Linked DNA regions of Mus musculus: regions 1, 2, 3 and 4 are each linked to region 5. Evidence: chromatin loops called from intact Hi-C (ENCODE). Cell type or tissue: gastrocnemius. All regions are shown on one strand. Links, peaks and the distances in the headings refer to the core of each region. The heading gives the core; the rest is flanking DNA. Region 1 overlaps Gpt2 (glutamic pyruvate transaminase (alanine aminotransferase) 2). Region 2 has its middle 21 kb from the start of Gm51583. Region 3 has its middle 29 kb from the start of Gm51583. Region 4 overlaps Neto2 (neuropilin (NRP) and tolloid (TLL)-like 2). Region 5 has its middle 24 kb from the start of 4921524J17Rik.

The links. Peaks named below come from ENCODE experiments on the same cell type or tissue, not always from the same donor. Only the 100,000 strongest peaks of a DNase experiment are listed, where the experiment ranks them.
Region 1: it touches region 5 in a loop (8-fold over the local background); 28 of 42 quality-filtered maps call a loop at or near these places.
Region 2: a loop joins it to region 5, with 2.9 times the contacts of the local background. A loop is called at or near these places in 5 of 42 quality-filtered maps.
Region 3: a loop joins it to region 5, with 5 times the contacts of the local background. A loop is called at or near these places in 5 of 42 quality-filtered maps.
Region 4: a loop joins it to region 5, with 12 times the contacts of the local background. A loop is called at or near these places in 33 of 42 quality-filtered maps.

Annotation. Positions count from the first base shown.
Region 1 is chr8:85,523,228-85,529,747 of GRCm38, forward strand. It overlaps Gpt2 (glutamic pyruvate transaminase (alanine aminotransferase) 2), which reads left to right. Exons shown (of 12, transcript NM_173866.4): 11 at 29-141; 12 at 2,309-5,675. The coding sequence ends at 2,399. Among named protein-coding and RNA genes, the nearest start is that of Dnaja2, 29 kb to the right of the region's middle. In gastrocnemius, for the core only: a CTCF peak has its summit at 3,094 (motif pointing left); a DNase peak (open chromatin) is centred at 3,072; H3K27ac peaks cover 2,807 bases.
Region 2 is chr8:85,592,684-85,599,203 of GRCm38, forward strand. No RefSeq gene overlaps it. Among named protein-coding and RNA genes, the nearest start is that of Gm51583, 21 kb to the left of the region's middle. In gastrocnemius, for the core only: no CTCF peak of the experiment used is centred there; a DNase peak (open chromatin) is centred at 2,900.
Region 3 is chr8:85,600,651-85,607,170 of GRCm38, forward strand. No RefSeq gene overlaps it. Among named protein-coding and RNA genes, the nearest start is that of Gm51583, 29 kb to the left of the region's middle. In gastrocnemius, for the core only: a CTCF peak has its summit at 2,745 (motif pointing right); a DNase peak (open chromatin) is centred at 2,756.
Region 4 is chr8:85,662,488-85,669,007 of GRCm38, forward strand. It overlaps Neto2 (neuropilin (NRP) and tolloid (TLL)-like 2), which reads right to left. Exons shown (of 9, transcript NM_001357288.1): 5 at 900-944; 6 at 692-819. Among named protein-coding and RNA genes, the nearest start is that of Mir8109, 35 kb to the right of the region's middle. In gastrocnemius, for the core only: a CTCF peak has its summit at 2,867 (motif pointing left); a DNase peak (open chromatin) is centred at 2,867.
Region 5 is chr8:85,453,467-85,459,986 of GRCm38, forward strand. No RefSeq gene overlaps it. Among named protein-coding and RNA genes, the nearest start is that of 4921524J17Rik, 24 kb to the left of the region's middle. In gastrocnemius, for the core only: a CTCF peak has its summit at 3,259 (motif pointing right); a DNase peak (open chromatin) is centred at 3,264; H3K27ac peaks cover 1,478 bases.

The DNA.
Region 1 (6,520 bases), core at 1,068-6,067, 70 kb after region 5:
ACTCTCAAGTTCTGTCCTCTTCCCACAGTCCCATAAAATGGCTCCAGACATGTTCTACTGCATGAAGCTCCTGGAGGAGACTGGCATCTGTGTCGTGCCTGGCAGTGGCTTTGGGCAGCGAGAAGGCACTTACCACTTCAGGTGTGACACTTTCTTTTGGGGGTGGTTGGTGTTGGTCCCTTGAGTTCTTGCTTTAGAGACTGCAGGGTCTGAGCCTCTCTTCTCCTTGAGTGACTCTCATCATGGCAGGCTCAGACCCTCTGTCACTACATAAGGAAATGGGGGTGCTTTACAGCCCCTCTAAGTCTTCCTGGACTGTCCCGCCTCTCGGCTGCTTCCTGCCCCTGCCACCCTCTATGCTTCTGAATGCCCAGGGCAAAGCCAGTGCCTTAGTTAGATTTCTGTTGCCATCATAGAGAGCTTTTCAAAAGCAACGTAGAAGGAAGGAAAGTGTTTATTTGACTTGTGGGTTAAGGTCTATGCTCAGGGAAAAGCCAGGGCAGGAACCTGAAGGCAGGACCTGAGACAGAGCACAGGGGAACGTTGCTTACTGGCTTGCTTTCCATGGCTTGCTCAGCCTGCTTTCGTATGTAATCCAGGACATCTGTCCAGGGGAGGCACCACCCATGGTGGCCTGGGTCCTTCCACATCAATCATTAATCAAGAAAAAGCCTCCACAAACTTTTATATTTTATAGGCTAATCAAATGGACGGAGTTAGTTTCTTGGGAGAAATTCTTCCCAGATAAATCTAGTTTGTGTCAATTTGACAGAAATCCCAACCAGGACAGCCTGGCACAGAACAGGTGTAGCTCCTTGGCTGCACTATAGGCCATGACACTATCCTGGGCCCCAAAGCCTCTTAAGGTACTACACTGAGACAGAATTCGGTCCACAAACCGAGAGGCTGTTTACAGCCATGCCTTGTCCAGCTCTGTACAGATGGATACATGGATTCCCAGAGTTGTTAGGCAAATGTTCCTCACAGAGGCCAACTCTGATCATAACACAGTTATTTCTTCACAGCTCCTGCAGCAGTGTCTCTTGTAGCAGATGCTAAAAAAAGAATTGTCATGAGTTGCTGACGTCTAGAGCCAAGTCTTTGAACAGTCAAAGATATGGGCTGTGTCCTCAGATGGACTAACTGCCTACCTGGCCCTTTTATCCTTGGTCAGGTTCTCTGCTGCGATCCACGGTCCATCTGAAACAGAGAGCTGGGGTGGCAGGGTAGCCCAGTGGTAGATCGTACGCAAGTGTGAGGTCCCAGTGTCCGTGCCCATCACGTCACCAAGAGTGTGATTGAGGTGGGAACAGTGTTGTCAGGACTGGAGAGAGAGGTTACTTTTGTGGGAACTGAAAATGTCTTTGAAGTGAAACCTGTGATTTGAGATTGGCTTACTGTCAGCAACTGAATACTGGGACACACCCATATGTCTCAGCACACACACACATACACACACACACACACACACACACACACACACACACACACATGGGGGCGGGATTCAATTTCTGAAAGAAAGGCTAAGAGTTGTGTTCTAGGATTAGAATATAGTTTGACCACTTGTCTAGCATGTATGAAGCCCTAAATTCAATCCCTAACACCACAAAACAGGAAGAAAAAAAAAGTCATGTTCTAGAAAGGTCTCTGTACTAGTCAGAATGTGTTCCTGGAGCCATATGTGGTGGGGCATGCCTGTAATGCAATCACTTTAAGAAGCTGAGGCAGAAGGATTACTGTCACCTCAAGGCCAGCCTGAGCATCAGGGTGAGTTCCAGATCAGCTAGTGTCATATGAAAACCTGTTTTATAAAAGAGGAAGGAAAGAGGAGGAAAAAAGGGGCCGAGGAAGGCAGATCTCTGTAATTTCAAAGCCAATCTGGTTTACATAGCAAGTTCTAGGACAGCTGGGGCTACGTAGAGAAACCCCGTCTTAAAATAAATATACAGCCGGGCGTGGTGACGCATGCCTTTAACCCCAGCACTTGGGAGGCAGAGGCAGGTGGATTTCTGAGTTCGAGCCCAGCCTGGTCTACAGAGTGAGTTCCAGGACAGCCAAGACTACACAGGGAAACCCTGTCTTGAAAAATCAAAATAAATAAATAAATATACAAACAACAACAGCAACAACCATGGTGCCGCCTTCTGCGGTAATGAAGAATACATTTTGGTGACTCAGAATCTGGTTTATTGCTTTCCGGGTCTGACTGTAGTAGAAATGCCTGTGTATAAACACTGGCATTCTATGTTGGGTGGTGTTGGGTTCATCCTGTGAACAGCCAGGCTGATATTGTTCGCCTTCCTGACAGAATGACCATTCTCCCTCCGGTGGATAAACTGAAGACCGTGCTCCACAAGGTGAAAGACTTTCACCTGAAGTTCCTGGAGCAGTACTCATGAGGACGCCTCAGGCACCGGAGCCAGACCCTCCCAAGACCACCCAGGCCTTCCTCAAGGACTCTGCCTCAGACCTCAGACAGGCCACCAACGCTGTTCATCTTCATTTCCCCAAGGAGACTTCTTTCTTTGTGCCTTGATGTTTGAGAGTTCTTCGAGCAAACAGTGGTTTTGCAATGTCTCACAGGCCCTGTTTTTGTTTTTGTTTTTGTTTTGTTTTGTTTTGTTCTTTTTTTAAATGCAACCAAAGTAGAGTCAACCTGCTCGGCAGATGTACTTGGATTCTCTGAATCGCTATTCTGTTTGGAGAGTTCCTTTGGGTCTTAAGCAGCCAGAGTACATGGAAATGAGATTATGTCAGATCTGGAGAAACAAGCAGGTGTTGGGAAATATGTGACTTGACATGATAAGGGCTGGGAATCCAGAAATCAATAGTGAGATCCATGAAATCAAACCCTGACCAGTGTGAAAATGTAGCCTTTTGGACAGTAAGCCTGCAAGTCTAGTGAGAACTCAGAGAAAGCTGACCATTCTGGTCTGAAGATAGGCAGCGCATCACAGGCAAGAATATCGAAGTCAGTAGTAGGACAGGGGTCACATCAGATACCAGCTCAAATTGCACTAGCTATCTAGAACAGTTTTCTCCAGGTTTGCCTGAGCCTTGATGCATACCATCGCCCTCTGCTGGTCGCAGCAGAGATAAGCAAGGGCTGAAAATGGAGGCAATCCTTTCCCAAGGCCCTGAAAGTTGTTTTTCATGGTTTCAAACTGAATTTGGCTCATTTGTAACTAACTGATCACGGTGCCTGGTTACACTGGCTGCCAAGAAGGAGCGCATGCAATCTGATTCAGTGCTCTCTTCACATCAGTTTCCTGCCTCCCTCCCTCATCTGCGGACAGCATCCTATCTCATCAGGCTTCCCTGTGTGTCACAAAGTAGCAGCCACCAAGCAAATATATTCCTTGAATTAGCACACCTGGGTGGGCCATGTGCGCACCAAGGAAACAGGTGCTATAGGGAGCGCCAGGCCAGGCTTGTCTCTTAACTGTCTCGTTCTTCAGTGAGAGTGGGAAAGCTGTCCGGAGCTCCCGCGCAGGAGCCTGGGTACCCACGCAGCGAGTCAAGGGAGTTTTCGGAGCCAGAGAGAGAAAGATGTGAAGGCTGTGGAGTAAGGCTGAAACCAGCCTCCTGCCCTATAGTCCCACACTGCAGGGGGTGCGACTTTAAAACAGAACTTCAAGTTGTTAACACTCACAAGCATTGCATTACTGTGAAGGAAGTAGCCGCATCCATAACAGGATGTGATGGTCTACAGCTTTTCCTTTAAAAGCTGAAAAGGTACCATGTGTGCTCGCTAGGCATATAATCCAGATATGCTCCAGAGTTCTGAGATTCTTCCATGAAAGGTTAACTAGAAGCTAGAATATTTTTTTATATTTTTGTAACAATTGGCTTTTTTCATGGGGGGAGGGGAGTAGAGGGTTAGTATTTATAGTCCTAACAAGTCCAAAAATTTTTATAAGTGTCTTCAGATTATAAATAACCCTCCAAATTTTGCAATGTTTACATGTTTTTTTTTTAAGATGACAAATATGCTTGATTTGCTTTTTAAATAAAAGTTTAGCTGTTCTAAGAGATTAACTTCAAGTAGGATGGCTGGTTATGATAGTTTGGATTTTCTACAGGTTCTGTTGCCATGCCTTTTGGGTTTCAGCATCACTCGAGTCGCAGCATGTGGGTGGGGCTGTGGAAACCTGGCCAGGCTGGACCTGGTCAGCCACACCTCAGAGACATTGTTTCCATTTGGATGTGAGCAGGCGCAGGCCTGCATGCTCTTTCCTACTTAGCATCATCAGTTCTTCCGCCTCCTTAGCATGGTTCTTTGTAACAGCCATGCTGGGAAGCTCTGAACAATAAAATACTTCCAGAGTGGTGACTGAGCAGCTTGGTCAATAAAAACTAAAAGTTGCGTGGGGCTGAGTATGATGGCATACACTTTAATCCTAGGACTGGGGAGGCAGAGGCAGACTGGTGTCTGCGAGTTTGCGTCCTGTCTGATTTACCTAATAAGACCTAGTCACGCTGGGCAGTGGTGGCTCACGCCTTTAATCCTAGCACTTGGGAGGCAGAGGTAGGTGGATTTCTGAGTTCAAGGACAGTCTGGTCTACAGAGTGAGTTCCAGGACAGCCAGGGCTACACAGAGAAACCTTGTCTTGAAAAACAAAAACAAAAACAAAAAAGACCTAATCACAACAAAACTGAAAACAACAGAAGCAATAAATGGTTGGGTGGATGTCACTGTTGAGTGGATCTGTGTATATGTGCATATATTTTTAGTATCTTATATATTTTAAATATGCACAAGTATAAATATATGTGTTCCTGAACAGTACATTTACCTAAGTATCACAAACTTGGTTAACCAACAGCTTCTGCTTCTTTTTTTTTTTTTTTGGATATTTTCTTTATTTACATTTTAAATGTTATCCCCTTTCCCAGCCCGGAAACTCCCTATCCCCACTCTGCCTGCTTCTATGAGGGTGCTCCCCCACCCACCCACTCCCGCCTCCCTGAGCTAGCATTCCCCTACACTGGGGCATCAAGCTTTCACAGGACCAAGGGTCTTTCCTCCCATCGATGCCCAAAAAGGCCATCCTCTGCTACATATGTGGCTGGAGCCATGGGTCACTCCATCTGTCCTCTTTGGTTGGTGGTTTAGTCTCTAGGAGCTCTGGGGAGGGGGCGGGGATGTTGGTTGGTTGGTATTGTTGTTCTTCCTATGGGGTTGCAAACCCCTTCAGCTCCCCCAGTCCTTTAACTCCTCTACTGGGGTCCCAGCTTCTGCTTCTTAGGGTTTGACCCTAAAGACAGGGAGTTGCTTAGTTGGAGAAACTTTGGAGGTCTTTTGTTTCTGTTTTTGTTTTGAGAGCCTTGCTCTCTGGCTGCCTAGTATGCTAGTACATCTGTACCCCAGGCTGACTTTAAACTACTGTGTAGTCTAAGGCTGACCTTGAACTCCTGAGGCTCTTGCCTTTACAGTCTACACTGGGATTGTGCCACCATTCCTGGCTCTAACAAGTTGTTAAAACTAATGTGGACTTTTGCTTTCTGCTGGCAGTAAAGTAAGAAGAGATTAAGGCCGGAGAGGTGGGGACAGGAGCTGGAGAAGCGATGGGTTGGGTTGTGCTATACGACATTGTATTGATCTTACCCAGGTTTCCCAGTTCACATTTGTCTTGGAATATGGCTTTCAAATTTAAAATTGTTTTTAAAATATGCTTTCTATATCTTTATTAAAATTTAGAAAGTATGCAAAGAAAAATAACTAGGACTCTAACTAGGAATCATTAGGAACCCACTCAACACAGTTTAAGCAAAGAAACTGACTATCCTGTGTAAGCTGTAGGGAAACTGGCTCTGTTTCTAATGTTTACTCTGGCAGAGGTTGCCTTGCCCCATTGCACATAGAAAATCTCATGGTCCCACGTGTCCTTTCCTGAGTCAGATATTTTGGCTTGTGAGAAGAGGGTGCTTTGCACAGGAAGGGGAGCCGTGTACAGAGGAGGTGGGAATGGCTGTTAGGATCGCCAGCCTTGCTGAGTAACATTGAGTCAGAAGAAACAACCCATGAAAAAGGGATGGTGCTACACTAACAGAGGCCACTTTAGTGTGGGTGTGGAGGATGTGTGTTCAAGAAGTGTATGTGTAGCTGGGCATGGTGGCTCAGGCCTTTAATCCCAGTACTCGGGAGGCAGAGGCAGGTGGATTTCTGAGTTTGAGGCCAGCCTGGTTTACAGAGTGAGTTCCAAGACAGCCAGAGCTACACAGAGAAACCCTGTCTCGAAAAAACAAAAACAAACAAACAAAAACCAAAACAAACAAAAAGAAGTGTATGTGTGTGCACACGAGTACAGGAGCTCACAGAGGCCAGAGGCATTGCATCCCCTGGTGCTGGAGTTGTGTAGTGAGCTGCTTGTGGGAGTCACAGCTAGTTGGTAGCTAAGTGGACAGAGAAATGTTTTGTAGCTTCCCTCACAGGAGCCCACATAGGAACACACACCAACTCTCTAGGGAGTAAATTATATTTTATTGTACAGTTGAGTGTGTTAAATACAGATCAGA
Region 2 (6,520 bases), core at 523-5,522, 140 kb after region 5:
GCGGGCCCTAGTGGCCCAAAGGGTTAGAGAGAGATGTCAACTTCTGACTGTGACAGGAATAGAGACTTGGGGCTGAAATATCAAAATTAACATGAAAGAAGTCAGTTTGCAGAGAAAGACCAAAAGTTTCATCTAACCTGGATTTCATCCAATAAGTTTGGGTGAGAGAAGCAGGTGAGAGCCAGGTCCTCTGTAAAGGTGTTGAGCCGCCTGACTGGAAAGGACTCTGCATCTCATGGCTCAGTACATTCTTTAGGCCCTAGGCTCACTAGTCTACTCGCCTGCTTTAGAGTGGTTCAGCTTTCTCAATAAACTCTATTTCTGTTTTTAACCATGTGTCCCTGATGTGGTCTTTATCCTGGGACACCTTGGTGTCCTCAAGTCAGATCTGCAGCCTGGCACCTACCAGGTTTTCTTTTCTTTTTTCTTTTTTTCCTTTCCTTTCCTTAGCTCTGTTTTGGGAACCAGCAAAAAGCCTTGTTTTCCCTGACATCTGAGCGTTCTCACTGCTTCTCTGACCTTTGTCCTTAAACCTTTCCTCTATCTCCCTCCTTCTGGTTGCTGGTTGCTGTCAAGACTTTTCAGCAAGTCCGACCTGTTGTTTTGTCTCTACCATCAATAAAATTGCCCTCAAGCCTTCCAAGTTCACTAATTTTTTTTTTGATTGATTTTTTAAAATTTTATTTTATTAATGAGACTAAGAACCCAAAAGGAGATCTCTGTTTCCCAGGTCACTGGGCCAAACTGTGATCAGTGGGGAAGGGAGACTTAGTTGCAAATCTTCACCTCTAGCCTACTTAAGATCTTATCAGATTTCTCCACTCCAGTAAACCCAGGGCTCTTGACTCTGACTGCAAGAGGACTTCAGGATGAGTCAGTACGAAGCTGTTAAAGTTGACCAGGAAGAGGTTTTAAACTCAGGTTTAAGCGTGGGAGCTAATAAAGAGGGACGCAGAAAGGACAGTCAGTCCTCAACCAAGCATGGGTGTGGGCTTCTTAAGAGCTTGTTTTAGCTGTAGCTGTCTATACCATTTCAGTGGCTTATAAGCTACACCTTTAAGGGTTGCTAGATGCTCTTTTTCTCCTCCTACTTCTTCCTCCCTGGTTTTCCAGTAAGTTAGATTATAGGCTGGTTCTGGACATGCTTTAGACTGCTTTCTGGTCAATGTACCACAAAGGTTACACAAGAGTGTTAAGACATGCCTCTTACTGTAAGTGAGGTTTCTTAGAAGACCTCTAGAAAACTGAGGTTTACAGCTGGGAAGGGAGAAAGGACAAATAACCTTAGATAAGCATGACGTCAACAGCCTTTGAAAGAGTTTATTCTTACTTTTACTTACATGTATGTTTGTGAACTGCATGCGTGCCTGGTGCTCACCAGATCCCCTATAACTGAAGTTACAGGGTGTTCTTAACCTCCGTGTAGGTGCTGGGAGCCAATTTCAGGTCTTCTAAGAACAGTAAGAGCTCATAGCTATTGAACTATCTCTCCAGCTCCTTAACATTCCTCAAAATATTCCTATATAATAAGAGCACTGTCTGGAATTCTTGGTTCTCAGCTGGAGAGAAGCTTCAACTAGACTCCTCTCCCTCTCCTTATTTCCGTGATATCCCTGTCTCTCTGCTGCCCCAAAGGTCTCAGACTACTGACTGACTAGTAGCCCTGACTACTAGGGCTTTAGGGGCCTGATACCCATGCATGGCACAGAGACTGTTGGAGTAGAGGCTGCCAATTGCTGCGTTCTGTAAGCAACTGATGAAAATGAATGCTGTTACAAACCAGTGTCTAAAGACTCTCTTGCCCATCCATGGTTTCTATTCAGGTAGAGCAAAGTAGCCCTAGGCATCGGGTTAGGAACAGGAATAGGGACAGAAGCAGGAACAATACTTATAGAAACAATAGTTCAGGCCCAACAGGCAGAGTGGGCCAGCAGGGTTCCTTTTGGGGAGAGGAAGAGTCAGACGGAGCCCCAGCAGGAGACAAGAAAGAAAGAAAGAAAAGGGGCTCTAGATCAGTAGTTCTCAACCTGTGGTTCTCGACCCCTTTGGGACCATATGTCATATATTTACATTACAACCCATAATAGTCATAATATCAGTAAAATTAGAGTTATAAAAAAGCATCGAAATAATTTTATGGTTGGGGGTCACCACAGCACAAGGGCAGCAGCATTAGGAAGGCCAAGAACCACTGCTCTAGAGAATTAGTGCACACTCCACTTAACCACATAATATGGCTGACGTCATGATTCTTCTTCCTCACCGAGACAAAAATTTGGTGCTCTTCCTCCAGGGAACTGTTGTGTGATGAATGAACAAAGGAAGTACAAAGGACAAGGAAGGACAACGTGGCTGCTCCTGGGTATGATGGAGGGGGAAGTTTCTCAAAGGTAAAATGGAGTGCATAGTTAGAGACAAGGGCACCTGGGAGAGTCCAGGGTGGACAGGACCTGAGCAGGTCATGTGGGAAGAGGGGGAGGGGAAAGGAGCAGGGGGGTGAGGGGGGGAACTACGTGCAGCAGCCAGGAGGTCAAAGGTACGAAAGGAGGGGGGGATGGGGGGGGGGAGAACCAAAATACTTTGATTATTTAGGGAAGAGCAGCTCAGGCCCCTGGGCTGGAGAGTTTAGGGTAGGGGGTGGGGGATGCCAGGCAGGACAGTCCTGTAACAGGTAGGTGCTGGGGGACTGCAGGGAGAACCTGCCAACCAGATCAATTCTGATATGTTAAATAGGCATCTCAGCCTTTTGTCCCAGGTTTGAAACCTAACAAGCAGGACTTGGGGATGGGGGAGAAACAATCAGCTTCCCTCCCCCATTCTGGATTACCTAATCTCTGCACTAGTTTAAACCAGTCAGCCCCAACCGTATACAACCCCAACTCCAGGGCGACTTTTGGCTCCCTGCCAATTCCGAGGAGTCCTTCTCTGTGTGTTTTGCTCTATGTGTCCCGCTCCGGCTCGTACCACCCCCTCTGTTGTGTTTCTGATTTCAATAAAAGCTGCTGAGTGCTGAGCTCTTGCTTTTCCTTCTTTTTATTCTTGAAATTGGCCAGTAAAGGACTCTATTCCTGCAACCTTAGATGACCTCATGCCTTCTCAAGGTCTCAAGGTCTCAAAGTGAGGGAGGGCACGAGCCTGCAGCCCGGCTGGCTTTAGTTCCTGGGCAGCAGAGAGCATTCTGGGAAATGTCACATCCTGCATCCCTGGGTTCTGGAAACCTGACTGGGGCAGTGAGGGAATGAAAAAAAGGACACACACACACAGAGTTAAGCTGGGGTCAGGTAGATGTGAGATGTTCCTCAGTGTGCTGGACTTCTGCAGAATAAAACACTCTTTGCATTTACATACTATTTGAGCCCAGGGTATCATTCTTTGGGAAATCATTGACCCTTACATTTGGGGGCCTGTCTTAGTCAGGGTTTCTATTCTTGCACAAACACCATGTCCAAGAAGCAAGTTGGGGAGGAAAGAGTTTATTCAGCTTACACTTCCACATTGCTGTTCATCAGAGACTGGAAGTCAGGACTGGAACTCAAGCAGGTCAGGAAGCAGGAGCTGATGCAGAGGCCATGGGGGGATGTTCCTTACTGGCTTGCTTCCCCTGGCCTGCTCAGCCTGCTCTCTTATAGAACCCAAGACTCCCAGCCCAGGGATGGCACCACTCACAAGGGGCCCTTCCCCCTTGATCACTAATTGAGAAAATGCCTTACAGTTGGATCTCATGGAGGCATTTCCTCAACTGAGGCTCCTTTCTCTGTGATAACTCCAGCTTGTGTCAAGTTGACACAAAACCAGCCAGTACAGGGCCCATCCTGGATTTGCTGAAGACTCCCTGACCCAAATAGTGGAGTGTTTTTCAGATTGGTAAGCCCAGGCACCCTGTTGTCTTTGGTCTTGTCCATATCTGTTTCTGTTCTGGGTTTAATCTAGAGGCCAAAAGGGACAAAGTGGACACTTATTTTGTCACCTGGCCAGGGGCAATGGAGGATGCTCCCAGCCTCCTACTGGAAGCAGGAGAACTTGCTAGTTCTCATCTGGATTCTGAACCCACTGTGGGTCTATGGGCTTCCCATGTGCAGGGAGGAAGACTGCCTGAAACCGCTTTTTGTTTTGTTTTTGTTTTCCCGGGATTGTCCTTCTGTGTCTGTCTGTGTGTACGGTACCGTGTTTGTGCTTTTTGTCCTCACATACAATTTTTTCTTTGATTCCTAGAATGGGACAGGCACAAAGCATCCTACTGGGCTTGGTTCTGAACCATTTTAAGGACTTTTGCCAAGTCACAAAAACCGGGTCTGGTTGTTCATCCTCACAAACTAACCATCTTTTGCAGGAATGAATGGCCCACCTATGGCCTGAGGAGGGGGCTTTCCATCTCCCCACCATTTACAGGGTGATGATTTAGTTTATGAGGCTTGGGACCACCTGGACCAAGTGCTATATATCACTATGTGGCAATACCTGGTTGAGAAGCCCCCTGTTTGGATGAGAACTTTTTTGTTATGGGCCTTGCTGCTCCCCACCCTTCTTTCTCCGCCCCACCCTTGCTCTCCCTTTCTGCTCCTGAGGAGAATCTCTGTCCCCCTCCTTATGTTCCTGCTCCTGCTGCTGCTGCTGTCCCTGCCCAGCCAGCATAGGCAGAGGGAGGAGCAGCCCCTCTGCCTCTCCTGACTCCACTTGGAGTCCACCTCACACTTGGGCCTGTATGCCCAGAGAGAGGGCCAAATCTAATACAGCCTTATCACTCTGGGCTATGAGACCCCCAGATGCTCACGAGGCAGTTCACGACATATGTGTCATTTGCCTGTAATGAGCTTTACAATTGGAAGTTGCAGAACTCCCCATTTTTAGAAAGACCATCTGGTCTCACAGGTCTAGATGCAATCAGCCCTCACAGGTCTTCTGGATTCCATCGTGCTGACTCACCTGCCCACCTGGGAAGTCTGTCAGCAACTGCTCCAGGTCCTCTTTACGACAGAGGAGAGAGAGGATTGTGGGAGCCACCTGGAAATTGGCTCCAGGAGCAAGCGGGCTGCCCACTCAAGTCCAGGCTGATATGGATGCAGCCTTTCCTTTGACTCGACCTGATTGGGATTTTAACACTGCTGAAGGTAAGGAGAGGCTCCAGGTCTACCACCAGATTCTGATGGTGGCCTCCGAGAGCTGCCAGGTGGCCCACAAGTTTATCTAAGGTGAGTCAGGTGATGCAGGGAAAGAATGAGAGCCCCAGGGAATTCTAGAAAGACTTGTGACGCCTACAGGACCTATACTGCTTTTGACCTTTGACCAGAAGCCAGAGAACACCAGTCAGCTGTGAACATGGCTTTTGTGAACCAAACTGACCCTGACACCTGTTGGAAGCTTCAGCCACTGAATGGCTTTGTGGCCTGCCTCTGGCACCCAGGAGCCAGCCTCTATTTGCCTTTGAATGGCAAGACTTGGAGAGGGGCTTCAAGGGACAACTGACTTGGACACACACTTGCCTCAAGGATTCAAGAACCACCTCTGAGGAGGCAATGCATGAGGACTTGCTTGGTGAGTACTGGTGGGCCTACCCCCAAATATCTGTGCTCCAGTATGTATTGTGGACCCCCCAACTCGGAGACATGCCAGGAGGCCACTTGAGACATGTTACAGGAGCTGAGTCAGTAGTGCCAGGGAAATGTCAGTGATCCCCCAAAATACAGACAGGAGCCAATCTGGTGCAACTCACAGCTAGCTATTCAAGCTAATTCCCCCCCTCCCCCAATGCACTACCGTGGGACAATTTTGGTGGTGGGGGAGCCCTGAATGTCTATCCAGGAAAGGCTTTGTAGTAAGCAGCAAACAGGGAGTGAGTGTGCAAGCATCTAATTGGAAAGCTCCTGTGCCTTTCACATAATTGGCTGGTGCTGGGAGTCACATCATAAACTCTTTTTGTTTTTTTGTTTGTTTGTTTGTTTCGAGACAGGGTTTTTCTGTATAGCCCTGGCTATCCTGAAACTCTGTAGACCAGGCTCACCTCAAACTCAGAAATCCACCTGCCTCTGTCTCCCAAGGCATGCACCACCACTGTCTGGCTTACCATAAATTTTAATTTCTGCTCTCCTCTGCATTGGTGGTCATTAGGCCAGGGGTGAGATTGTAACTTAGAGGTGCAGATTTATTGGGGTAATAACCTGGAGATGCTGGTCTTGTTGGGGAATTAGCCTAGAGACTGGAGTTAGGCTTGAGTTTTGTTGGGGGACAACTTAGAAAGTTGCTAAGTACCAGCCTGTTAGTTTACCTGAGTTCAAACTTAGGTCAGGTTCTCTAAGATGGAGACTGAACTTAAAAGATTTGGCATCTCAAGTCAACTTGGCTACTGAGCGTCAACTAAGAAGGCCCAGCTTTGTCAACTTGAAGTCACCTATCTGGGGTACATATTCAAGGTGGGTCAGCCAACACATACTGTCAGATGCCTTGGAAGTAAACCATCTTTAGCATCCCAGTCCCATCAACCCTGGGACAAGTACGGGAATTTCTAGGATCTGCCTGGTTTTGT
Region 3 (6,520 bases), core at 728-5,727, 150 kb after region 5:
GATTATACAGAAATAAAACTAGGAACACAGTATTTGCTAGTTTTTATGGATACCTTTTCAGGATGGGTAGATGCCTACCCTATAAAGGAGACTGTCACTGTAGTGGCAAAGACGCTTCTGGAAGACATCATACCCAGGTATGGTTTGCCTACTGTACTGGCTGGTTTTATGTGCCAACTTGACACAGGTTGGAGTTATCACAGAGAAAGGAGCCTCAGTTGAAGAAATGCCTCCATGAGACCCAGATCTAAGGCATTTTTCTCAGCTAGTGATCAAGGGGAGAGGACCCAGCTCATTGTGGGAGGTGCCATCCCTTGGCTGGTAGTTTTGGGTTCTATAAGAGAGCAGGCTGAGCAAGCCAGGGGAAGCAAGCCAGTAAGGAACATCCCTCCATGGCCTCTGCATCAGCTCCTGCTTCCTGACCTGCTTGAGTTCCAGTCCTGACTTCCTTGGTGATGAACAGCAGTATGGAAGTGTAAGCTGAATAAACCCTTTCCTCCCCAACTTGTTTCTTGGTCATGATGCTTTGTGCAGGAATAGAAACCTGCTTGTGTTTGACAGTGAACCATCATCATTTATCTTTCAGGTAACTCAATCTCTAGCACAGGTTCTGAGGACCATTTGGAAATTACCTTGTGTATACAGACCCCAGAGTTCAGGGTAAGTAGAGAGGATGAATTGGATCCTGAAGGAAGCCCTGAACAAATTAACCCTTGAAACTGGTGGTGACTGGGTGTCTCTCCTACCTTATTCCTTATATAGGGCTAGGAATACCCCCTACACTTTAGGTCCCCTCACCCCTCTTTTGAGATCCTTTATGGAAGGCCCCCTTCCTTGCTGCCCAAACTCCAGTCTGATATCTTAGCTGAATATGACCAACATAAGTTTTTAACATCCTTGGAAGCCCTCCATAGGATCTGGAAGCAACTCTGGCCTGCCATCTGCCAGGTTTATGAGTCTGTTCCTCCCTTGACTGCCACTGATTAGAACCAGGTGAAGAGTCTGGATTAAGAGACATAACCACAAGACTCTGGAACATTGCTGGAAAGGACCTCACATTGTGATCCTGACCATGCCTCTGGCTGTTAAGGTGGACGTGATCAGGATGTGATGTACCACTCCCACGTTAAGCCTGCCAGGGGAGAGATGATCCAGCAGTTGAGATCCCAGTGAAGGGCAATGCCAGGTGAACAGCCACAAGAATGATGGGAGGTCACCCTACACTGTGTCGATCCGCTGACTGATCCTGATCGACTCTGGCACTCATGACCCTGTTTGCTTGCTGCTTATGCTTTGCTGCACCAGCCAATAGCCCCACGTAACCCTAGGGGGCGGAGTAACAACCTTGTCATCAAGTTCACAGTGGCTGTCAAGACTGGACTGCTGGTTCTCAACTACTCTCACCCTGGACTGTTGGTTATCAGACAGGGACGCTGTGTTGGAAGCAAGGTAGCCCCAGCCTATTCCCACCTCTGCAACCACACTGTAACCCCTACTGCTGCAGGACACAGGCTGCCTCTGGAGAATGCTTGGTGAGCTTCTACCTCGGGGGCCTACTCCATGCATTTATGACCTGGTTGTAAATATGTCTGAGGATTTTTATGTTCTAATACAGCTTGTAGCCAGAGTGACCTCTTATTCTAGGGAGGATGTCTTCAACCAGCTAGCACCTCCAAACAATCGAGTTAAAAGGGTGACTACTTCTGCTGTGTTTCTAGGTTCTCTTCTTGGCATAGGGCTAGTTGGAGCTGCTAGTGTAGGGGCCTCAGCCCTGCAAGGCCCTATGGATGGGGAAATATACAGGAGATGGAAAAGTCCATCGTGGCCCTGCAGGATTCCCTATCCTCCCTGGCAACAGTAGTCCTACAGAACAGAAGAGGCCCAGACTTGCTGTTCCTCCAGCAGGGAGGACTCTGTGCAGCCTTAGATGAGGAATGTTGTTTCTATGTTGACCACTCAGGTGTGGTCAAAGAATCCATGGCCTTAGTCAGAAGGAGACTACAAGACAGATTCAACTGATGTTAGCTTTGACTTGTGGTCCCTGCATAATCAATGCTTTAGTTAGGTTTGTTAAGGAACAGATTTATTCTCAAACAACAGTACCAGTCCATAGAAACATCTCAAGGATGGCCTCAAACTGAAAGGTGGTGGTGGTAATGAAAGGGAAGAGATAGGCTGATTCCACGACAGGCTTCAAATTGGCAGTTAAGGAAACTAGGCCTAAAACTCTGTTTCCAAGAACTGGGCAAGCCCAGGCAAGCCCAGGCAAGTCAGTTAATAGGAAAAACCCCAGGCTCCAGCCCCCACGCACCGGTAATGGTTGTGGAATGCCTAGAAATAGAGTAAGATAAAGCTCACCTACCCTGGAATTCCTCTGATGTGCTTTAAATCAGGCCTGGAAGCGCAGTTGTCTGTCTATCTTGGTAATGGGAGACCCCAGCATGCTGGACTTCTGCAGAATAAAACACTCTGCATTTACATACTATTTGAGTCAGGGTGTCACTCTTCAGCAAATCATGGTTACATTATACTGTCAACCACCCTGATTGATGGAAGCTGAGGGGGAAGGTTCTAGAAATCGTGTTCTTGGTGGGAACTTTATACAAGGGTGCTCCTATAGCCAAGGAGAGCAAAGGTAGAAAAGACTGAGGTGAGTTGTGTCCCTCAGCTGCAAGGGGTGAACAGTTTTAGATGAGCCCTTTCTCAGACGAATTAACCATAGTTTCCAACTCTGGTCAGCAGAGGGCAGGCTGGCCTGTGAAATGATCCACCACTGGAGCTTTGCTCTGGAGAGATGGGTGGTCCATTGGAATCGAGATGAAGACAAACTCACTGGATGGATCTTCACAAAACACTCTGCCTTTGGGGGTCAGAAATGTTTCCCAGTATTTACTGCTAGGCCCCCTGTTCCGATGTCCTGTAGGGAGGAGCGGGAGGGAGGAGGGGTCAGTGTCTAGGTCACAGGTTACACAGGTGTCTGAAAAGGAAGTGTGTGTCCTAGGACAGGAGCTCTCAGAGGCACTTCCCCTCACATGTTTGGGACACTGATTTCTAACTGTGACGGGGAGGCAGATGGAGAGGTCAGAGTCCTGGTAGATGGCAAGAGAGCAGGATGAGAAAATGATGTAGGGCAGGCAGTACAGACTCCACGGTGTCCTGTGAGACCGTGGAGAGATACCACAATCACATTTGAGCCCCATTTTCACATCTCTGAAGTCCACTTCATCTCTTCAGTGGCCTCTGTCAATAGGGGGCTTAATCAGCATGACTGACACCCATGCTCCTCTTAAAAATTTAGGGGTTCAGTCAAAGAGTGGGAAGACTGCAGAAAGGGAGAGAGCAGGGAAGACAGGAACACATTCTCTGGAGGGCTCTGACCTCTCCCTCTCCTCTTGTCAAACACACTAGGAAATCTAGGCTTTTTAAACATTTCTTCAGATGAGGTGATTCATTCCTAATTCAACACACATCTGTGGACCCTCAGTTTCTGCTGTCCTGGGAGGCACTATTCCATCATGGCCACCGCCCTTCTTGCTTTGGCATGGCACCACAGTTGCAAAGCAGTTTAATGGCAGTTTTCTATTTTGACTTCTACATTTCTAAAGTGGCAGAAATATTTTTTTTTCCTCAGTTTTGGAGATAGGAAGCAAGGTTCAGTGGTACCAAGGCCGCCACAGTGATTTCGTAATGAGGGGTTAGCACTGCCTCTTCCCAAATGGAACAGTCTTGTTTACTGAATGAACAAACTGAAAACCAGGAGCAGGTACGGTGTCCCTCAGTGGGATGAGAAGGCCCAGCACACTCTGACCCCAAGGCTATAAAGGGCGTTTTGTATGGCTTTGTGGTCTGGTTATTAAACCTTGGGCTGCTGCTAGGCTAGTGGTCTACCACAGAGCTAACTACCAGCCCAGTTCATCCATCTTTTGAGGAGATAATAAGCATGGCTTTAATTATTTTGTGTCTTCTGTGTATCAGGGGTCTCTGTCAAGTCCTCTATACAGGTTATTACTTAATTCTCATAGCATGAGGCAGGTACTCAGGGAGTCTGGTGACCTTGTTAAGGTCACATCATTGGAGAAGGTGGATGGGCTGTCTGAGCCAGGGCTCTGACTGTGGCAGAACCCAGGAGACTGCTTGTGGGAAGGCTGAGCAGTCTCTTCAGCTACCAGGTTGTCTGCACTGATTGGCTGCATCTTCAGTGCTGCTCAGCTCTCATGCTGCTGGTCTTTGTGTAGAAAGAAAGGCTTGGGCGTGAGAGGGAGTTTCTGTGGATGTGAAACACAAATTTCACATTCATTTATATTTTATCTGTAAAAACAACTCCAAGATGGTAATTAATTGTCAATGACTACTTCTATGGGACCTTCTGACCTTCAGGTTGTGGGTAACATAAAAATATACAACTCTTTGAATGTCCTGTAACAAGCTTGATATTTTAGATACCTTGGGATTGTGCAGTTTATTATAGTGAAAATTAAGAGTCACTGATGTCCCCAGCTAGCCCCAGAGGTCCTTCCTGGTCCATCTGGCCAAAATGTCTCCCAGTTCAACTTTGGTAGAGCTGTGGAAGGTTTCAGACAACATCTGAGAATGAGAATTGGTCCAGATTCAAGGCAGAGGGAGGTCGGCCATGGGATATGGCAAGTGTGTCTTCCCCACTCTGCCCTTGGCTTCTACCTTTTTTTTTTTTTATTATTATTTTCTAGAAGGAAGTCTGCTTAGGGCGGGGGAGAGTAGAAATGCTTCCTGCTCCAGCTCTCATCCCGAGGACTGGCATAACTAAGCTTTCTCCTGGTTTTATCCCTTACTAGAGCCCTTAAAAGGAACAGGCTAGGAAAAGAGCCAGATTTGTTCTTCGTCCTGGCTGACCTGTTTAGTCTTGATTCCAGGTGCTTTCTTCTTCCCATTCTCCAGAGGATGGCAGGCAAAGCTGGTCTCTAAGGCTCTACTCTCCCACCCTTTTCTGGAGTCACTAGGACACATGAATGTTGGTTTTGGGATCCTGTAGATGGTAAGCATGAAATATACATATCTATCTATCTATCTATCTATCTATCTATCTATCTATCTATCTATCGAGAGAACTTGTCTTGTGAGGAGCATCTGTCTAAAATGTTTGTGGTCGTTATTTTTTTTTTTTTTTTTAAAACATCTTAGCCAGGCTGTGGTGGCACAAACCTTTAGTCCCAGTACTCAGGAGGTAGAACAGGTGGCTCTCTATGAGTTAAGGCCATTTTGTCCAGGCTATCCCCCAAAGCAGACCCCCCCCCCCCGCCTTCACTGTGTAAATACCTAAATACTGGGATTACAGGTGTGTACATAATACACTTAATTTGTTTTTTAAAGTTTGTCCACAGCCTCGTAGACAAAGCCATCAAAGAGGAAGAGAAAGGAATAAAGGGAGGGAGGGAGAATAAGTGAGGAGAGAATAAAATAAAATGAGAAAGAGAAGATGTGGGAGGCAGAGGATGAAGGGGCACACTGCAGGCGGGGGAGGGAGATGGATCCCAGGATTGCTCTGCTGAGGACTGGACATGGCCCTTGGGTAGGGTCGTAGCTTGTGTCTCAGAACTGTCTCAACAGGACCAAACCCCAGGCATGGACCGATTTGACAGCTCCTCACAGGCTCCTTTCAGATAGTACGATAGTCTCCCTTCCATGCCACTCCCTGAAGTCTTCCATTCTCTCTAGGATATGCTGAAGTGGCCAGGCCAAAGTAGCTATTGGGTTGCACGCCTTTCTGGGCCTCCCAAATCTCTATACAAAGTGTAAGCAGAGGGCCACTGCCTGTGCCCACCCCCATCTTCCTAGGATGTTTGTGTGGCAGACTTTGGGTGGAAAGCTGTGTGCAGCGCTGTTACCTGCAGTAGACGTCGGAACCAGGTATTCCAGGTTCTCAGAACTTTGTTCAGAGATTTGGAGAAGTCCATAGAAATAACCAAGCAGCAAGCAGTCTCCTTCAAAGGCAAAGCAAGGTTTAAAGTAGATATTCTGCCAGAGAACAGTAGGCCTGAGCAAGGTTTTCTCAAGAGCTAGGGTTAGTGTTTGCATCTTCCTTTGATGGTTCAAGACAGGGAGATGTTGGCTGCAAGCGGGTAGAGTTGCATCATTTCCTATCTTGATTGACAGGCTCGGGTTATCTAGGCTCTGTTCACTATACACATTTTTATTAATTGGAGAACTTCATACACTGTATTTTGTAAAAATAAAAAAAATCTATTTTCCTTCCCCAGCCTCAGTTCCCAACAATAATGACTGTGAGATTAATTATTTATTAATAAACGCCTTGGCTATAAGCTTTGGCTCATTCCCTGACTAGCTCATAACTTATCCAACCCATTCAAACTGTTCTGTCTTCCACATGGTTAATTACCTCTCCTCAGCTTAATGCATCCAAGTCCCAGGTGAATCTCTGCTTTATTCTGAGATCAGCTACCTGCTGGTTTATGGCTGTCTGCTCAGTGTTCCAGCCCGAATCTCCCCCTTATCCTACCTATGTGGCTTAGTTACCTCTTCTCAG
Region 4 (6,520 bases), core at 859-5,858, 210 kb after region 5:
CTGGGTTATGTGGATGCTGGGCATCTGAGCTCAGGGCTTCACGCCTACACAGTGAGTACTTTATTCACCATGCCACCTTCCCAGACCCTAAAGTACATAAACAAAACAACCACAAGACCACACCACACACACACACACACACACACACACACACACACAACCCCTACAAAATAAAACAAAACAAAACACCCCCTCAAAAACCAACAAGTGTTTGATCAATACTTACATTTACCAGTTAGGACTCCATAGATTTTTAAAACCATAATCTTTCAAGATTAAGAATCTTAATATGAGGTTGATGAGATGGCTCAGCAAGTAAAACAAACGTACTGTGCAATCCCAGTGACCTGAATTCACCCCCACAAGGAGAAAGTCAATGCCATGAAGTTGTCCTATGACTCTCACAGGTGTGCTGTGTGCCTTTGTGCATTCACACACTTAAAAATTTAAAAAGAAACCTTTAATATATATATACATATATGTATACACACATACATATAATATTTTAAATTATTTCAATCTCATTTTATTTAACTACAAAAACACTATAATCTTCATAGGTGCCCAATACAGTAAAGGAAACAAAAGAACTTAAAGAGTCACAAATATTTACATGAATCAAACAATACATTATAGAAATCACACCTTTTAATGTTCTTCTCTGAAGTGAGTCAATATACAACGACAGTACCTTAGCTTTTGGAGTAGCTTTAATTGTCCATATGCAATCAACTGCTTGGCCAGGCTTTGTTTTCTCTTCTTGCTCTACTTGGCTAGACCGTACTATTCCATCAGCTCCAGAGAGCTCAAACTGGCAATCTGGGGGGGGAAAAAAGATATTCAAAGAAAAATAAAACTAACAAAAAATGTCACACAAAGAAAGAGGTAATATACTAAACCTGGAATGGGATTTAAAATACCTCCAAGGTAAGTAAAGTCTGGATCTGTAACAAAAGAGAGGAGAAAGTCATTGGTACTGAGCTTTTCAGACCTAACTTACTGTGTAAAGCACCATTACCTATCAACATAAGGGGCATTCTCATTGACAGATGCTGTAAATCACTCGTCATTTAAGACAATGCTTATGGGATTAACATTTAATGAAAATTTGTATATTTTTATTTCATCATGAATGTTTTATTGTCATTGAAAACATTAACTGTCAAATGTAGTAGTTAGTTCACTATCACATGAACAGATGAATAAAATATGGTATATTTAATACAATGGAATACTATTTAGCCTTAAAAGTAATATATTTCCTTTGTGTTGAGCTATATTGTTTTCTAAAATGTCTGCTTCAATGAGTAGTGTTGAATTTGCAAATATAAAAATACAATTATAAATATTCATATTTAATTAGTCAAATGTTTTTTTCAGAAATATTTTACAGATGCCTCAAAAATTATTTCTCAATTAAAATAGGAACCGTAAATATAAGAGTAACTATATACATTATCTGGAAAACCTATTTCATATATGTGGTTTACTCCAAATAAGAGGACACTTAATTCCTATTAATACTGAGATTAATTGAAGATACTTTAGAAAGTCTCCAAATTACAGATTGGAAAATGAAGTAAACTATTATCTTAATTTCAAACACATTTCAGTGACTGTTCTTTTTAAAGTATAACTAAACTTACTCTTTTTTAATGAGTCAACTAGTAGACACCAGCTCTTTCACAGAAAAAAAAAAGACTCAAAGCAGAATTATAATCTTAAAATGTACTGAGGAAAAGTTTTTGAAAATTAATCAAAAATTTTTTCTTTCTTTTTTTAAATCTTTTTTTTATTAGATATTTTCTTTGTTTACATTTCAAATGTTATCCCCTTTCCTAGTTTCCTCTCCGAAAATCCCCTACCCCCTCTCCTTTCCCCCTGTTCCCCAACCCATCCACTTCTGCTTCCTGGCCCTGGCATTCCCCTATACTGGGACATAGAAACTTCACAGACCAAGGGCCTCTCCTCCCATTGATGGCCTACTAGACCATCCTCTGCTACATATGCAGATAGAGCCATGAGTCCCACCATGTGTTTTCTTTGATTGGTGGTTTAGTCCCAGGAAGCTCTGGGGGGAACTAGTTAGTTCATACTGTTGTTCCTCCTATAGGGCTGCAAACCCCTTCAGCTCCTTGGGTCTTTATTTTTTTAAATTTATTTTTTATTATTATTATTTTTGGATAGGTTTTTTTATTCATAGGTCCGTCTGTCCTGGAACTTACTCTGTGGACCTGACTGACTTTGAACTTAGAAGAGATCTACTTTGCTATTATAAGTGCATATAGGCTGGCCTTAAATGTGCTATATAGTGTATAACTGGAAATATGCCTTTAAATAACAGCAGAAACAGTCATATTTTAGCCCATTATATATATCACATATTTATTGAGATGAGTTGTTTTTCTTAGAGATTAAAAAACTGGGGAATTACTATCTAACAGAAAAAAAGAATATGACAAAATAGAAAAATAACCCAGGAAACTCAATATAGTCCTAGATTTGCTACTATATAATAAAAGTACTTAATTATTAAGCTTCCTCATCTATAAAATATACATTATTTAACATTTATGAAACTTCCATAAGTGTATACCAAAGTTATTGAAGGTAATACAAGAAGTCCTATAAGGTACAAAAATAAAATATTCCAGAAATTCTAAGCATTTTACAACTTATCTGTACTTTACCTATAAAGAGTATAGAAATTTCTCATCATAGGTTAAAAAAAAACCAAAAAACAAAACTACTTTCATTCAAAGTGAGTATCTTTACACATAAAAGTTGGTTGATTTTAAGTTAATTAGTTGTGTGTGGAGGTCAAGACAACTTGCAGAAATTAGTTCTCTCCTGCCACCTTGTGGGAATCTGAGGATTAAATTCAGGTTGCCTGGTCTATGTGCAAATGCTTTTTTCTACTGGCTGAGCCACATTTTCAGCCCAAATTTGGTTATTTATTTTAAACATATTTTTTGAAAATATTTAAAAGAGGTCAGAGATTTAATTGTGTATCTTCCCATATCATGCTCCACTTTTTTTTTTTTTTGAAAATTAGAAACAGGATCTCTAATCGAATTTAGTTAATCTCTCACTGAACCTAGAGTCTGAAGATTTTGAGTGGGTCAGGCCTCTAGGATCTTCTTGGTCTCTGCCTCCCAGTGCTGGGGTCACAGGTGTGTGCTGCCACACACAGGTTTTCATTTTTACTTGGGAGCGTAGGCCTTCATGTGCACAGCAAGCAGTTAAACCACTGGACCATCTTCCCAGGTCCTGAAAAACATCTATTTATTGTCTATTTCTTTTGTTTCAAGAACTCTAAATTTGTGAAAATGTGACTCACATATACATTTTGTAATCGCATTTTATGACAGTAAAACATCAATTATTTCTGCTAATTTTAGGCAGTAAACATTAAATACCTGACCAGTTAAACAGATTGCTTATTTTGTTACAAATTTCGGTGAACTGGTTCACAAAGGTGAGTATTTTGTGTTTACGCAGTCATCTTCCTTACATCAGTCATTTTGAGAAAAACAAAGCAAGTCACCCTATTTTAGTTGTAATAAATTCTAGACAAAGCATAGCATATGAACTATGGTTTGTTTGTTTTTGAGATAAAACCTTGCATCTAGCCTAGTCTGCCCTCAAATGTGTCATCTTCCTCTCTCAGCCTCCTCAGCAGCTGGGATTGTAAGTACCTGTGGCACATTCCTATCTATGCTAACCATTTCCTAGGGTAGAGGTCAGTTTTAGTATGTTGACATCGTTGTTCAATAATCACTTTTTTATTTTCAAAACTAGTTTTCATCATCAAGAAGGAAAGTCTATACACATTAAAATACTAATTTCTACTTTCTTCATAAGTTTTATCACTTGGTGTTGGAACACAGTCCAAGAATGAGTCGTATGAGAAGTCTGAGCACTTGTGAGGAAACAAGGAAACAAGTGACCTCGGTTTCTTCAAAACATATAACTGTTCCAGTAATGTGTTTTTATGCTCCTCCCAGGTGTAGCTGATAGGAGTGAGATTATTTTAGCTGTTGTTATTCAGATGCCTCTTCGGAAAAACATGTTTTTGTCATGTGTGGATTGTCCATGTAACTGAACACTTTACTCATGATTCTTCTTAGTACCCAGAGTATAAATTGCCTGACGCTCTGAATAAAGTTGGCTATCACATGAGACTTTAATCAACCTCATTTTTTAGGCCCCACTCTCCCAGGTTCATCTTGCCAACTAGAGTGGTGAGCAACTTTAGGTAACTTATACAAATGGATTTATACAACCTTTGCCTTTTGTTTCTAATTTTCTCTAGCACATATCTCAATTCATTTTGGAGTCTACATAGTAGAGAGAGTTGATTCCTACCAGTTATCTACTAAGTTCTGCCCACGTACAGTGGCAAACATATATACAGTAAATGTGATACACTCACACACACATACATACACACACACCCTCTATCACCTATCAAATCATGGAAAAACCTTATGTTTATATAACTAAGCGAAGGAAGTCAACCTGAAGAGTCAACATACTATATGATCCTAACTGTATATGATATAGAAATGGAAAAAGATGGCCCAATGGTTGCCAGAAATTTAGGGTGAGGGAGAGATATGCAGTGGAACATATGAAGTTTTTAGGCAGAGAAACTGCTCTGCAAAATAACAGTTGATATATGATATTTATCATATATACTTATCATCAGATATATAATACCAAGGGTGAACTATATTATAGTGTAAGCTAACAACTTTGGGTAATTATGATGTACTCATGGTGATGTACTGATACCACTTTTGGCAAGATGTGGATATACAGGAGTGGAGGGATGTATCTGATAACCACTTCCGGCTCAATTTTGTTGTGATCTTAAAATTGCTATTGAAGTCCATTAAACAAGTTTTCCTGTTTGAAAATGTAGATAGCAGTAATGCAAATAACTTACATAATGCTTATTGATTCAGATACAAAGTAGTTTTATTTTTAAGGAAAAAAAAAAAAGCTAGTAATAGAGCTTGACCAGTAATAGCATGACCAGTTTTGTAAGAAGCCTACTGAATAAAGAAATCCATCTTAAGAGATAACTACCAAATTTTCATGATTTTAAGCATAAAGTGACAAGATAATTAGTTTCATTTGTGTATTTTTCAATTAACAAATTTCTCTCAGAAAAAATGAAACAAAAGCAATTATACACTTGCTGCATGAGGTTATTTTTTCGTTCTGTTAAGTTTGTAAGCTCCGGGCTGGAGAGATGGCTCAGTGGTTAAGAGCACTGGCTGCTCTTCCAGAGGTCCTGAGTTCAATTAACAGCAATCACATGGTGGCTCACAACCATCTGTAATGGGATCCAATGCCCTCTTCTGGTGGGCCTGAAGGCAGCAAGAGTGTTCTCACATAAAATAAACAAATAAATCTTTTTAAAAAAGTTTGTAAGCTCCTTGGGCACAATAACATTCTGATTTCTGAGTTTCCAGGTTAGACTATGGGTACTTTTCACTGGATGGGGCTTTCGAATTCTCATAGCATTTGATCAGGGTGCTTATCAGGTGTAGGCAAGACCTACATATAGTAGGCTGACAGTGTAATAGTGCCCAGATATATCCACATCCAAATCCCTGTGAATTTTACTTGACATGGTTATAAAAAAAATTGGATATTGTATTACAACACAAAATACCTCAGTAAGAATTTTAAGAAGCCTGGGTTTGAAGAAATGGACCAGCATCTAAGAACACTTGCTGCTCTATTCAGGGAAAATGGACTGTTCCTAGCACCCACAGGGCAGCTCACATCACCTGTAACTCGCTTCAGGGGACATGATGCCCTCTTCTGGCCTCTGTGGGCACCCTGTGCATATATGTACATGCAGATACAGACACAGAAATAAGTAAGTAAATAAATAAATAAGAAAAAGCATTTTAAGACAAAAAAAGTAAAGTCAGAAGTTAGAGGAATATGGTCACAAACACAGAGACGCTGAGATAGTCTTCAGAAATGGAGGAGATAAAGAACAGATCCTAGCTGGTTGTGGAGGCACACGCCTTTAATCTCAGCAGAGCTAGGCAGTGTTCACGGCTAGCACCATCTGCAGAGATTTCTAGGACAATTTAGGGCTACATAGAGAGACTGTCCTCCTCAATCCTGCTCCTTCCCAACAAAATTAAACATTGCTCCTAGAGGGAGTGAGGCTTTATTGGATTTTGGCATTTTTGGCCTCTAGAACTACAACAAGTTGTTTTATCTTTCTTTAAGTTACCAGATTTATATTAATTAGTTATGTCAACCCCAGGAAACACATACAGAAGGTATAACTGCTTTACTATTGCCAAGTCTTGGGCACAACTTTGTGCTTAAGTGTATAGCTGTTGGATGGTAGAGAAGGCTAAATCCCAGATTTAGCCCTCTAAATGCAGGTACAGTATTAATTTTATTGTTAAATAGTATCTAAAGTATTTATAGATAGTTAATAAATAAGTACAATTAAAATAATCTTCAAAATAAATTTTGGAAA
Region 5 (6,520 bases), core at 803-5,802:
GGGTGAAAGGGGAAACCTTATGTTGGAATGAGCTGTTGAATTTTAATTGGGCATGTTAATTAGCTCAGGCTGGCTAGAGCCTCTTCAATGAGACTTAGGTTTCTGTTGCTGTGATAAAACATGCCCAAAAGCAGCTTGATGTGGGAAAGATTTATTTTATCTTCCATGGTAACATTCCATCACTGGGGGAAGTCAGAGCAGAAACACAAGCAGGGCATTTCCTGGAGGCAGGGACTGAAGCAGAGACCTTGGAGGAAGACTGTTAACTGGTTTCATAAAACCATAACGAGGCACACTGTTGTCAAGGAGTCACACTGTCTGCAAGCATAGCCGAGTGTCAATAGTGGCAGGGGTTGGCTCTCTCCCATGGGATGGGTCTCGAGTTAGGCAGTCACTGGTTGGCCGTCCCCTCAATCTCTGCTCCATCTTTATCCCTGTGTATCTTGTAGGCAGAACACATTTTGGGTTGAAGGTTTTGTGGGTGGGTTGATGCCCCTCTCTCTTCACAGGAAGTCCTGTCTGGTTACAGTAGGTGACCAGTTCTGAAAAGGAAAAGTTTCACTAATCTTAAAAAGATTCAGGACTGGAAAGATGGCTCAGAGTTAAGACATGGATACAGTTCTCAGAAAACCTCCCCCTCCCCTGTCTCTCCCCTGCCCCTTCCCCCCACCACCCCAGCAGCTCACAGCTCTTTGTAACTCCAGTTCCAGGGACCCCAACCACCTCCTCTGCCTCCTAGGGAACCAGGTACATATGTGACACACACACACATATGTAGACAAAACACTCATACAGGTACATGTGTGATGCACACACACATATGTAGACAAAACACTCTTACAGGTACATGTGTGACGCACACACACATATGTAGACAAAACACTCATACAGGTACATGTGTGATGCACACACACATATGTAGATAAAACACTCATACAGAAGTAAATATTTTTTTACTGTTAAAAACAAAAGGAATGTTCACACTGGATTTAAAACTTAGTAGAAAACCATGATAAGCAAGATAGCATAGCAGTGAGACAAAGAGAGGTGAAGAGTCGGTGAAATAGAGTATGTGAATAATGTAGAATAATAGAATAATGTATGTGAACAGCTGTTCACACGTAGAGTCAGGTGATGTTTGACAAATAACTCAAGACCATTCATAGGCAAAGAATAGATCACTCAATGAATTCTGACAGGACAACTACATAAAGCCATGCAAAGAAAGAAAAATTTGACACCTCCCTCCACCCCCACCCCGTCCCCAAGAACTGGAGAGATGGGTCATCAGTTAGGGGCAGGAGTTGCTCTTGCGAGGACCTGAGTTCAGGTGCTAGCACCCACATGGTGGCTTACAACCATCCATAACTTCCTTCCGATCCAGGGTATCAGCTTCCTTCTAAGTAACCCCCGATTAGGCAATACTGTCTAGATATGATTTACAGCTCTCCTGACAGGGGCTGGGGAGAGAAGCAGAGCCCCAGACTCCTTGGCCAGGTTCACTCACTGGGAGCCAGAGTATGTGCTACAGGGGTAGCTGGTGTCTGCTTCCCCACGTGACTCACAGCAGCCCTCCTTCAGGAGACAACAGAGGAAGCCCTGCCTTCTTTGCCATCGCAGCCTGGAGTGGTGCCCCGGCCCAGGTGAGCTGGAGGGAAGCAGGAACGGACCCGAGCTTGGCCATAGGCTTTTGTTCTTAATGGGTTTTTATAGACTTGTTGAATAAATAAATGCTTCTTTGCCTGCTGCGGGATCTTAGCGCCAGTCCCAGCTATCTTAAACAGTGTCTCTTGTCATTTTGTCTGGCTTTTTTTTTTTTTTTTTTTTTTTTTTTTTTTTTTTTTTTGGTTTTTCGTGACAGGGTTTCTCTGAATAGCTCTGGCTGTCCTGGAACTCACTTTGTAGACCAGGCTGGCCTCGAACTCAGAAATCAGCCTGCCTCTGCCTCCCAAGTTAAAGGCATGCGTGCCACCACCACCCGGCTTGTCTGTTTCTTTGTTTTCACTGTTAAGTTTGTCTCTTTGGGAGCACATCTATGGAGCACTTTGTGGTCACCAACCCTAAACAAAATTCTCTAAACTGTTTTTTGTTTTGCTTGGGGGTTTTATTTTCTTTATTTACTTTTTTGTTGTTGTGCTGTTTGTTTTTGAAGTAGGGTCTTGCCTATACTCCAAGCTGGTCAGGAACTCTCAATCTTTCTACCTTAGCCTCCCAAGTACTGTGATTACAGGTGTACATTTCCATGCCTGGCTCTGAACTGGTATTTTTGTCTTGTAAATATACTGGGATTTTGTTCCAGAACTCAAGCATGTTCAACAAAATGTTATCCTACATAGACCCGTGTTCCTATTATTTACATGTTGTTTTATGGAAACAAATGTAATGCCTTAAACACCAATTATTTAGTTAGATTTCAGTTTTGTGGCTCAGGAAAGACTTAGCTGTGTGGGGATCACTTAGTATTTATCAAGAAGGTGGGGTAGACTGGCAGTTCCAGGCAGACTGCATTTCCATGCCTGGTGGCTTGGCAGGGATGGTGGAGCACAGGACAGCTGAGCCCATCTCTCTCTTTAGTACTTAGAGCCTGTTCACATGTCTTCAGTAAGATGGTCCAAGTTTTTCCATGGTGGCTCAGAGCTTCAGTAGTGACTGTTCCTGGAGACTAAGAAGGAATGAGAACCTCTTCTGAAGTCTCAAAAAACTTCCGATTGGCCTGAAATCTAGATGGGATGTCCCTGCCTAGGAAAGGAATAAGGTTTAGAAGGATGTAAATTGAGCTGACTGAGGCTTGACATCAAAGCCAGGAAAAAGAGGATCTGACCAGCCACGAGGTCAAGCTGGAGGAGGGCTTAGAGCTGAATAAACCCCTCTCGTGCTATGAGGAATGTAATTTTGTTCCTTCCCTATCACATCCAGGATTACCTGAGGTTCACATCTGTAGAGACTTAGACTATGGGAGCCTCAGAACTCTGTCAGTCGTCAAAAAGGTGTAAGGCCCCTTTCTCATTAGGATCCTCGCAGCCCAGGACAAAGTCAGGGTCACCAATAAGGCCCTTGGATGGAGGTTGGCTCTCCCTCACGAAGAAGGAAATTGTTGCTTCCAGCATCCCCCACTTTGCACGTTAGGTTCTTGGGGAGGCTTGTAACCCGGCATCTTTTGGTCATTCTAGTCTAAAATAAACTGGTCAGCATATTTCAGACTAGATAGAATCCTCACACCAAGGCTTATTTAAGTCTCGAAGACTAAACCAGATGGCCGCTAGATGGCACTTTCGCACTTGCGGAGATGAGAGGCGCAGCTGCTATAGCTGTGGCCTTAAGTTGGGTTTGTCTTTTGGCTCTCTCCTCATTCAGCTGTTCTGACGATTGATGATGATGATTCGTCAACTAGCAAAGACCTCGAAGACTGTGTCTCATAAAGTAGGGAAAGGGTTCTGGAGTCGCTGGACTCGTTTTTTGAAGCTTTCGTCTTGTAGAGTATGTAAGACATCTTACTCTGCCCCAACGTCTGGTTTTTTTGTTTTGTTTTTCGAGACAGGGTTTCTCTGTGTAGCCCTGGTTATCCCGGAACTCACTTTGTAGATCAGGCTGGCCTCGAACTCAGAAATCCGCCTGCATCTGCCTCCCAAGTGCTGGGATTAAAGGCGTGTGCCACCATTGCCCGGCTCTGCCCGGGCTTCAGAAGACGCTTGAATTGTAAGATGTAGTCTCAGAGTGGCTTGACTTTCTATAATCTCGGAGTCAAGGTTAGTATGGGTGCACATGGTTTCAGCTTGGGTAGGCTCAAAGAAAGCAGGGTTTTGTTTTTGTTTTTGTTTTTTTGGAAGCTCCTTGTGTTGTCTCCTGTAGGTTTGATAATGGCCTTTTCCATGGGTGGGGCATGGCCTAGGGAGGGAAGAGTCAGGAATAATTATTCTGGGGAGTTTGGGTGAGGTCTGTCCCTTCAGAGAACAAAACGGTCACCAGGTTGTTAATAATCCCACTCTCAGCCTTCTGGATGGGATGCAGGTTTTGGTTTTATCTCCTCTGTTGAGGGGGAACCCTGTGTGATTAATATTCCTGGCTCTCTTAGTGCTGCTCTGTGAGTACCGGGTCCTTATGCCCTCTATACCGAGAGATCACATCTTCAACTACACACGGACGGACGGCAGAGAGTAAATAGGTGGGGTGAGCCTCGCAAGGTGACACTTTCACAAAGAGCCCCATCCGGGTCTATGATGGACATTTCCAGTCAAGCAGCCTCAGCAGGATATAGAGAACCTGTCCTAAATTATGACAAATGAGGTTTAATTGTAGCATACAGTTGTAATCCAGTGTACCCTAGGGCAGCCAGGGTTACCAACCTGGGAGCAGAAAAGAAGGCCAAATTTTGTTAATAAAAAAATATATAAGAGGGGCTGGAGAGATGGCTCAGTGGTTAAGAGCAATGACTGCTTTTCCAGAGGTCCTGAGTTCAGTTCCCAGCAATCACATGGTAGCTCACAACCATCTGTGATGGCATCCAATGCCCTCTTCTGGTGTATCTGAAGACAGCTACAGTGTACTCGTACACATAAAATAAATAAATAAATCTTTAAAAAAATAATACTTTTTTAAAAACCAGAAAAATAAGAATTCCTTTGTTGCTTCTCATTTTCAGAGTCTGAGGAGCAAACCTAGGCTGATTTTTGATAATACATCCCAGAAGTGATTCTGAGTGTGTCCCATAACACGAATCATATCAAATTGCCCTTTAATTCCAGCACTTAGGAGACAGAGGCAGGCAGACTTCTGTGAGTTCAAACCCAGCCTGCCTGTATGGTCAACAGAATCAGTTCCCAGCCAGCCAGTGCTACATAGTGAGACATGTTGTCTCAAAAGAAAAAGAGGGAAGAAGGAAGGAAGGTTCATTTGGTGAAAATTCCACCTAAGGCAGCTATTTCTTGAATCAAATTTGTGCTCAAATTTCATTTCTCCCGAGAAGCTGTTCCACTTGGTATTATTAGCCAATTACATAAGACAGGCTCTGGACACTGATCCCCTGAAAGAACAGCCAGTGCTCTGAACCACTGAGCCATCTCTCTAACCCACTATCTTTTAAAAACATATTTATTTCTCTTTATGCATATGAGGTTCTGCCTGCATATGTGTGCTTGTGCACCGTAGGTGTATGCCTGGCACCCAAGGAGATCAGAAGAAGGCATGTGATCCCTCGGAGTTGCACTTGACTTTTAGCTGCATGTGGTTGCTGGGGACTGAACTCTGGTCCTCTGGAAGAGCAGTCAGTATCCTTGACCACGTCATTTCTCCAGCCCCTGGAATGAAAAAAAAAATATATGTATGTATATATGTGTGTGTGTGTGTGTGTGTGTGTGTGTGTGTGTGTGTGTGTGTGTATGTGTGTGTGTGTATGAATGAAGGATATGGCTCAATGGTTAAGAGCACACACTGCTCCTGCAGGGACCTGGGTTTGACCCCTTTTCGGACTCCACAGGTACCCATACTCACCTGTACGCATGATCACACACACACACACACACACACACACACACACACACACACGTTGTTAATATTCCTGTCCAGTGAGAGGTATAAGCATCTTCCCCTTCTCCAAAGTCCCAACGACAAACCAAGTACAATTCCACCAGAGCTCACCCTGGAGAACGGCTTAGTCCTTTGGACTTACAGAGTATAGCTAAGAAGTTGCCATCAGAAACATGCTTGGCCAAAAAGAAAGAGACCACTGCTCCAGTTAGTGTCTGGACAGAGCAAACCTTTGCTTCTGGTCCAAAGGTTGCTGTACTCACAAACAAAGGGCAAGCACATGGGACAGCAAGTGTGCTTGGTTTTTACTTTAATGTCTGCGGTGACTGCCATTTCCCCATTGGCTAGAGTCTGACCTCACAGTCTTTTGTGATTGGCTAGTTTTAAAAGAACTAGTCAGAGAATATGAAGGATGATGGGGAAGAGCCAGCCAGCCACTTAAGTTCCAAGAATGCTGTAGGACCTTTTTCTTTTAAATAAAAGTGTTATCAGGTATAGAAGTTTTTTTTTTAATGAATAAATGTTTTTTAAAATGGGGGGGGTGTAAAAGATTTTGAATCTTGGTCATAAACCAACGTTTTATAGTATTTAACAGAAAAGAGTAGTGTTTACAGTTTCTTACACTAGTTGCAGTAGTCTGGGTGGTTATACCACAAAAGGCCACACTAGAAAGTCTGTACCCAGCATAAACGACCCACCCACAGCCAGAGAAATGCATGATTCTTCCCTAGTACTTCCCAGCCTGTACGCATTATCTCCTTGAGGCCATGCAGAATTAGGGCAGAATGCACATAACTGTTAGGAGCGTGTGGTTACTCAACTAAGAGTCACATGATCCTCTTCAGCCTTCCTTCTATGAAGGAAAGTCAACAGCCAATAAGCCCAGTTATAATGATCTTCTGCAAGCAGAACCAACTGATCTGATGATGGTGACAGCTTAGCTTAGAGATAGTCCTGCACAAAACACAGACACACAGAGACACACACACACAGACTC